2 separate regions of the Homo sapiens genome follow, and region 1 is linked to region 2. A link is an interaction called in ENCODE POLR2A ChIA-PET data of the cell type or tissue named here. Cell type or tissue: A673. All regions are shown on one strand. Region 1 overlaps EXT2 (exostosin glycosyltransferase 2). Region 2 overlaps LOC105376646 (a long non-coding RNA gene).

Region 1 (4,000 bases), 350 kb before region 2:
ATCCTATACTTTTATCTAAAGCTCTAAGAGATGTTTAATAAGAATAAAGGGTTGGAATTTAGTTCTTTTTTATAAGAATATAGGTAGGCTAGGAAAAATAGAATATGAAATTTTGCAGTTTTGAAATAGATATGTTTTAATTCAGGACAGAATGGTCAAAGTGCTAAACTCTTAACAATTTGAGAGGTAACATAAGCATAAAAAGCATAAATCAAGGTATATAACTGGAAAATATATTCTCTATATATTTTTAACTCTTTCTTAAATAATCCTTTTTAGGATACTTTGGTATTTATCACATTTCTAGCTCAGGTGACAAGAGCCCTGATTTAAAGCAGTGGGTTATACATTTCTCCATCTTCAGTGAAAGCAACTGATGGGAGGCCTGAATAGCGATGGTTTATTTATAGTTTACTTCTCCTCTTCCCTCAGAAATATTTAACCTACTCTAGATGAGATTACTATGAGCCCAACCTGCAGGGGAGTCTCTTCTCTAGATTCCATCAAATTTATGATGTCTGACATTCCGAGGTGGGAGTAGGTGTGGATCTTGGTCAGTAAATCAAGGGGTGGTCTGGGGTTTTCAGAGATACACTCTTAGGGTCTCCAGCCATGCACAGAGCTTGCTCAGACTGGAGAAGGAGAGGTGAGAGTTCAGAGTCATATTTTGGCTAGATGCAGCTGCCTTAGTTTAATGTAAAAAAAAAAAAAAAAAGGCCTACGTGTGTCGATGATTATGACAGTGAGAGGTGGCCTTGCAGAGTATTCATGTCACTAGATGCTTTGTCACTCTTATCTGTAAAACTAGGGTGATGACATTATCCACGTTGCACCACACCCTCAGAACCTGAAAAAGTTTGACACAGTAAAACTTGGAAATAATGTTAAAGTAATACACCTGTCTAAACTGGAGAGATTGACCTTTTGTTTTGAAAGGAATTCTTTTTGAAAGGAATTTATCACCAAGTTAAGGTTCTTTATTAGGGGAAGTGTGCATGTTTTTATATTAATTTTCTTAGCTGTTCATGTTAAGGCTGCCTATATTTTTATGCCTTTTCAGTCTCTTCATGCTTTTATTTTTCTCTCCTTTTTGCAAATATCAGCAAAGCTTTGTCATCTCCCTAAATATCCTATATTACTTCTAACTTTTATGTCATTTCTGGTCTTGCCTCTTGGCAGACCTTCATCCGCACATCTGGGGCTAGCCTCTATAGCTAGGGTTCTCCTTGGACACCCTCCTCATTTTACTTCTGTTTCTCTGCCAGATGTGAACATATGTAGGAGGACAGAGACAGAGACAAGTGAGCTTCAAACAGTGAATTCATGTGTCACCAAAGCTATGTCCTCTCAGTGACAGCTTTTTAAAAACTAAATGTAATATAGTCTGAAAATTATGTAGAGTGGAGTGTTTTCCCATGTTATTTTTCTATGATGTGATTTAAAAGATTATACTGCATCTTATCAATGTTATAATTTTATTTACATTTTTGATAGATGGTTTTTTTTCCAAGTTTGCTATCATAGGTAACACTAATAAAGATACCCCAGATTTTTTTCCTTTCTGCATTTACTTTACCAGATTTAAAACAGAAAGAGAAGAGAGTAGGGGTTCTTATGGCCATTGACAAAAATTGATGAGAAAAATGGGGAAGCATCTTAAAATGAATTATTATACCCAGAATAAGAATGAGGTTGAAAAACAAGAGCTTTTTCTATGAAATCTAGCCAGAGTGGCAACTTCACTGCAATCAAAGCCTCAGATGAGGATTAGATACTTCCCTGGACTTCCTCTAAGCCTCAGTCTAGCTCTAGTTTTTGAAGATAGAAAGGGCAAGGGATCAGCCAGATGAGAGTATTGCATAAGAGCACTTGATTGGCAAGAATCACCCAGGGGGATCAGAAATCACAGCTGTGGGCAAAATGTGGTAGAGTGTGCCATGGGGCAGTGGTTCTCAATCTTTAGTAGGCATCAGAATACAGAGTGCTGCCACTCCACCCTGAGATTCAGATTGGGTAGGTCTGGGGTAGGAACCTAGAATTCGCATTTCTAGCAAGTTCTCAAGTGTTGGATATTGATGCTGCTGGTCCAGGGACCATATTTTGATGTGGGATTTCATTCACTGTGAGTGTCCTAACTCACTCCCTGGAGAAGGCTCTTCCTTTCTCCTCATCCATTTCCTCCTCTTAACCCTGCGGGGCTTGGATTAGAGGCATCCAGAGGCTGGGTTCAGACTAAATCTGTCTCAGCTACATGAAAAACTCAGGGCTGCCTATACTTAGATGTCCAGACGGTGGCCCTCACTCACAAAGGTTGTGGTTGTACAAGCAGCTGAAAATATCACTCAGCTATAAACACTAACAAGCAATAAATCACTCTGCAAGCTGAAGAAGCACTAGCTCGGATGTATGAAGCAGAACTCTAAGTTGAAAAGATACCAGGTTAACAGTCTGTGTAACTCAACTCAGCACCCTGTAAGTTGTGGAATGTTTCTCTGGAATTTGAAAGCCTACCCTGCCCCCCAGGAGGCCTTCTTGGCTTATTCTCTCCATCTTCCTCCTACTGCCTAGATATGATTAAAAAAAAAAAATGTATGGAATTTAGAAATTTTAGCTTGAATTTAAGGTAAGTTTAAGCTTTTTGAAGTCTATTGTTTTTATAGGTATCACATTTATAGGATCACATTTGCACAAGTGATCCAGTATGCTACCCTAAATTCCAGACCTTTCCTTGAGTAGTACCTTTTACTTCTTTGGAAGTGAGCTAGAAAGTCTCAGGATGTCAGCAGCCAGGGAATAAGGAAAGCTGAACTGGGTCTGCAGATGGAGAGATGCAGAAAGACACAGAGAGCTTGATCTGGGGCCCCAAGCAAAGAACTTGGCCAATTCTGATGGTCAGATAGAAAATGGTAAAGAAAATGAAAATCACAAGCCAGATCCAGATGGGGAGGATAGATAAAGAATATGAAAAGACGGACTCGAGGATATTGCTAAGATGATCTTGTCAATCAGAAGAGCATACTAGAGCTTTTGTAGCAGAGATAAACTAATGTGCCTGTGTAACACACATCTGCGTGGCAGCCCCAGTGGTGGTGCTGGATGAATGAATCTACACACATTGTTTCCTTAGATGCAGTCCTGCCTTCATTGCTTACTTAGAGTTCACTTTTATGGCTCTAGCTTTCATGAATCAAAACCTGACTGCTTCCTTACATCACACAGCTTGTGGGAGGGCAGTGAGTAGAATAGTTTTTCAGAGTCCGTGGGAGCTTGATCTGGCAGCAGATTAATTAAGAACATACTGAATGTTTTGGCAAAGTAATCTTTCATGTACCAACTATCACTTATATTAGCACATCAAATTCCCTTTCCCCTTTTTTCAGGGGCCATTGTAATTCTCCCTTGAGGTCTGCTTAAATGATTCAATAATAGAACTTACCAGGGAAATGTGATAATTAAGTATTATAACCTCAAGATAATGAATTTTGTTTCCGTTTCTAATATTCTGTCCTTTTTATGTGTCTCCCAATTGATTAATATTTGAGTATAATTTTCTAATAAATGGGTCATTACAGCTGCAGATTAGGAAACTTTACACACTGCTTCAATGAGAGGTTGATTCTTGACTTTTGTGTCTCCCAATTGATTAATGTGTCTCCCAATTGATTAATTTTTTATGTGTCTCCCAATTGATTAATATTTGAGTGTAAATTTCTAATAAATGGGTCATTACAGCTGCAGGTTAGAAAACTTTACACATTGCTTCAACCAGAGGTTGATTCTTGACTTTTGGCTCTCCCTTTTTTTTCCCTCAGCTATATTTCTTGGTTTTGTGTTTTAGAAAATAGTGCGGCTTAAAAATTCAAGTAAAAGAAACCATAGAATGAAAATTAGGGCCTGTTTTCAAGGAGTAACTGCTTTTAACTCTAACTTTTCTCTGATACTTTCTTCCTATTTCCCCATTAATGCTGTTTTTAAATTTCTTACTCAGAAACCTCTTTTT
Region 2 (4,000 bases):
CCCCTGGCTCCCAAGTCACCCTGGCCTCCTACCCCTCTACATCCTTTTGTGCTGGGGTTGAGGTCCCTGCCTGCCTGGACCTGCAGCTCTGGAGTTGGCACAGCTGTTAGTCAGGAAGCAGCCTTCTCCCACCACCTCAGCCTCCCTGATGGGTACTCTGGCTCAAATAAGAGTGTGGACAACAGCTGGGCGTGGTGGCTCACACCTGTAATTCCAGCACTTTGGGAGGCCGAGGTGGGTGGATCATGAGGTCAGGAGTTTGAGACCAGCCTGGCCAATATGGTGAAACCCTGCCTCTATTAAAAACACAAAAATTAGCCGGGTGTGGTGGCACGCACCTGTAGTCCCAGCTACTCGGGAGGCTGAGGCAGAAGAATCGCTTGAACCCAGGAGGCGGAGGTTGCAGTGAGCCGAGATTGCACCACTGCACTCCAGCCTGGGTGACAGAGCGAGACTCAGTCTCAAAAAAAAAAAAAAAAAAAGTGTGGACTACAGACAGTCCATCGAGGCTGGCTGTCTGGGGAGGAATTGGAGCAATGCAAACTGGATGCCTTTTTGCCCTCCACGTCCTCACAGCCCCACTGCCTTCTGGGTCTCTTAATCATCTATTTTGGGTCCAGATTTTTTAACCAGTTGAGATTCTTAACACCTGTCCCAAAGGATCGGTCAAGCTCCCCATTAATTCCCTATTTAGGAGGAAAGGGAGGCTTTGAGGAGGAGATTGACATGTCTGCAACTGTTGTGGAGCACAGGACTAGAGTTAGCACTTGAGCCTGCAAAGATTTTTCTGCCTCCATCATTCATTCATTCATTCATTTATTCACTCACTCATTTACTCACCTACTGTGTGCAAGGCCCGTTTGTTGAGCACCTACTATGTGCAAAAGCAATGTTCTAGGCATTGGAATACCTTCATGAACAAGACTGGCAAATATTTTGTCTTCAGCTATAGCCCAGTAGAAAAGACAGGCATGAGACAGAAGTTCAGAGAATAATTAAGGCATGCTATGACAAATCACTTTGCTCACATCTCTGCTCAAATGTCACCTCTTCTGAGTGACCTTTCCGGACCCCCATGTCTAAAATACCACCCCATCAATCTCCATCCCCTTTCCTGATTTTTCAAAAAGTAGGAGTATGAGTATTTGGTACAAGGTTATGCATTTCTTTGTTTTCCTGTCTTCCCCACTAGACAGTGCACACCACGAGGGTGGGAGTTGTGACCCCTTTGTGCTCTGTCTCCAGCACCTGACTTACCATGTGCTCTGAGTAGATACTTACTGAATGAAACATGAATGAATGAATGAATGCTACAAAGAAGATATACAGGTGCTCTGGGAGGAAAAACAGGGAAACCCAGCCTAGCCTGGAGTTCAGGGGGAGGTAACCCCCAAAGCAGGAGCTAACTTCAGACTGAGCTCCAAAGCAGGCCAGGACACTAGAAAAGAGGCAGGAAGTCTGGGCGCGGTGGCTCACGTCAGTAATCCCAGCACTTTGGTAGTCCAAGGTAGGCAGATCACGAGGTCAGGAGTTCAAGACCAGCCTGGCCAATATGGTGAAACCCCGTCTCTACTAAAAATACAAAAAAACTAGCCAGGCATGATGGTGTGCGCCTGTAGTCCTAGCTACTCGGGAGGCTGAGGCAGGAGAATTTCTTGAACCCAGGAGGCGAAGGTTGCAGTGAGCCAAGATTGAGCCACTGCACTCCAGCCTGGGCAATAGAGGAAGACTCCGTATCAAAAAAAAAAAAAAAAAGAAGAAGAAGAAAGAAGAAGAAGAAGAAGAAGAAGAAGAAGGAGAAGGAGAAGGAGAAGGAGAAGGAGAAGGAGAAGGAGAAGGAGAAGGAGAAGGAGAAGGAGAAGAAGAAGAAGAAGAAGAAGAAGAAGAAGAAGAGGCAGGAAGAGCATTTCAGGCAGAGGAACCACAGCATGCGCAGAGCCCAGGATATCGACGATCTACAAAGGTCCCCTATCTGCAAAGCTTCCCCTACAGGACAGTCACAGGCAGCTGCCTTGAGGGCACACCAGGGGGAGCCAGCAAGCCTTTGATGGCACCGCAAAAGAGGCTCCAGATCCTCGGATTAAAATTCTGGCTATGTGATCTTCGGCAAGCTCTTTAACTTCCCTTAGTTAGCCTCTTTTCTCATTTGTAAAATGGAGATGAGAGTGACACCTACCTTGAGGGGTTACTGTAAGGACACAGAATGACAACTTCAAGTTTTTTAGATGAGAGCCTGATCCGTGGTGAGACTTTAACAAATGCTGGTGGCCGGGTGCAGTGGCTCATGCCTGTAATCCCAGCACTTCGGTAGGCCGAGGCAGGAGGATTGCTTGAGGCCAGGAGTCCCAGACAAGCCTAAATAACATGAGATCCTGTCTGTACAAAAAATTGGAAAATTAGCCAGGTGTGGTGGCATATGCCTGTGGTCCCAGCTACTCAGGAGGCTGAAGTAGGAGGTTTGCTTGAAACCAGGAGTTCAAGGCTGCAGCAAGTCATTGATTGTGTCACTGCACTCCAGCCCGGGTGATAGAGTAAGACCCTGTCACTAAAAAAGTTAAAAAAAAAAAAAAAAAAAGCTGGCTATGTTAGCACAGTGCTGCCTCTCCTCACCCACTAGAAAATTTAGGCCAAGGTAATCGGGCTGTCACAGAAGCAATATTCTCAGCTGGCTTTAATCTAGGAACGGTGGGGTGGAAAATAAAAAAGACTCCCAGTCCCTTGAGCAAAGCAGTTGCCTCAGCCTCAGTATCCCCATCTGCTCAAGGAGGCCTCGGCCGGCTTCTCCGTGTGGCCGAGTTTCCCTCTCACGGCCTGTTCCCAGCCAAGCTTCCAGTTCCCTGAGGTTTTCACTTCCTGTCAGAGACCTCAGGGCCTTACACATCCAGGCCTTCACCTCCTGCACGGATATTTTGCACTTTCCACCTTCCCCCAGCCCAGATGTCCTGGAGTCCTGCCTCCCCGGCTCCCTCTGGGCCTGCTCTCTGTCCCTGCCTGGCCACCACCTAGCCAGCAAGCTGTTGGTGTCTCCCCAGGCACGCAGCGCCTGGTGCAGGGGCTACACTGCCCTGAAAACCCCCAGGATACCAAGCACCCCCGAACTCCACCCATCTGTGATGACTTCAGCAGAAAGTCCTGCCCATACTTGTGGAAATTAGTGTGTGTGTGTGTCGGGGGCGGGGGTTGGGGGCTAATCTTAGAGAGGGCCCTATTTGCCCCTCGCTGCACACCACAGGGAAGACATGCTCCAGGTAAGTGCACGTTTTCACACATACTCTCGAGTGCACGTGGGCTCGAAAGGGCTGGAAAAGCTTCCCCCTGGACAGAGCTAGTCTCAGAAACTCAGGACGTGGGAAGGGGGTCACTGAGGGGGAGGCTCTGGCACTGGGCCCAGCACTGTGGTTTCTGATGCTGCCTCAGCCGCCAATTGGAAGGAAGCTTGGGAGGAGGAGGAGGAAGCGCTGAGTGTGCAAATGAGCAGTGACATGGGAAATCTCACAGGGCAGAGGCAGCCTTCAGGATCTACACCAGGACGAGGTGACCTGGTTTCCCCTGGCTTGGTGGCCCTGGAGGAGTCACTGTGCTTCTCTAGGCTGATTCCCTCTTCTGCAAAATGTCAGTCCCAGACAGTAGGCAGCAAAGAGTGGGTAGACCCGAGTCCCAGTCACAGCCAGTCTCCCCGGGATCCTGAGGCTGCAACAGAGGGTGCTCCTCGCTGGGCCTCCATGTCCTCATCTACAAAATGGGGACAGTGACCCTGATCTTGCAGGATTGCCCCAAGGTTGAGAAATGGTGTACACAGAGCATCAGACACACTACCTCTTAGATACATCCCTTCCTCGAGGTGCCTGCCAGGCCCCAAGTGAGATCAAGCCTCCTCTCTAGGGTCTTCCCTCACCGACAGTGGCCTTCACAGCACTGGGTGCTGTCTGAACTTTTATGCATATTCATGGGATGATTTGACAAACGTCCCTTTCCGCACTAGATTGTAAGCTCCTTGAAG

Evidence for each region. Peaks named below come from ENCODE experiments on the same cell type or tissue, not always from the same donor. Only the 100,000 strongest peaks of a DNase experiment are listed, where the experiment ranks them.
Region 1: POLR2A ChIA-PET joins it to region 2 with 11 read pairs; 1 of 35 experiments calls an interaction of 5 or more read pairs at or near these places.

The regions. Positions count from the first base shown.
Region 1 is chr11:44,176,225-44,180,224 of GRCh38, forward strand. All of the region lies in intron 8 of EXT2 (exostosin glycosyltransferase 2), which reads left to right. Among named protein-coding and RNA genes, the nearest start is that of EXT2, 83 kb to the left of the region's middle. RefSeq lists an enhancer at 1,941-2,441. In A673, a CTCF peak has its summit at 2,269; DNase peaks (open chromatin) are centred at 1,876, 2,417 and 3,197; H3K4me3 peaks cover 418 bases; H3K27ac peaks cover 3,434 bases.
Region 2 is chr11:44,521,663-44,525,662 of GRCh38, forward strand. It overlaps LOC105376646 (a long non-coding RNA gene), which reads right to left. Exons shown (of 5, transcript XR_931232.1): 1 at 3,817-4,000; 2 at 2,177-2,376; 3 at 841-946. Among named protein-coding and RNA genes, the nearest start is that of CD82, 42 kb to the right of the region's middle. In A673, a CTCF peak has its summit at 2,028 (motif pointing right); a DNase peak (open chromatin) is centred at 2,029.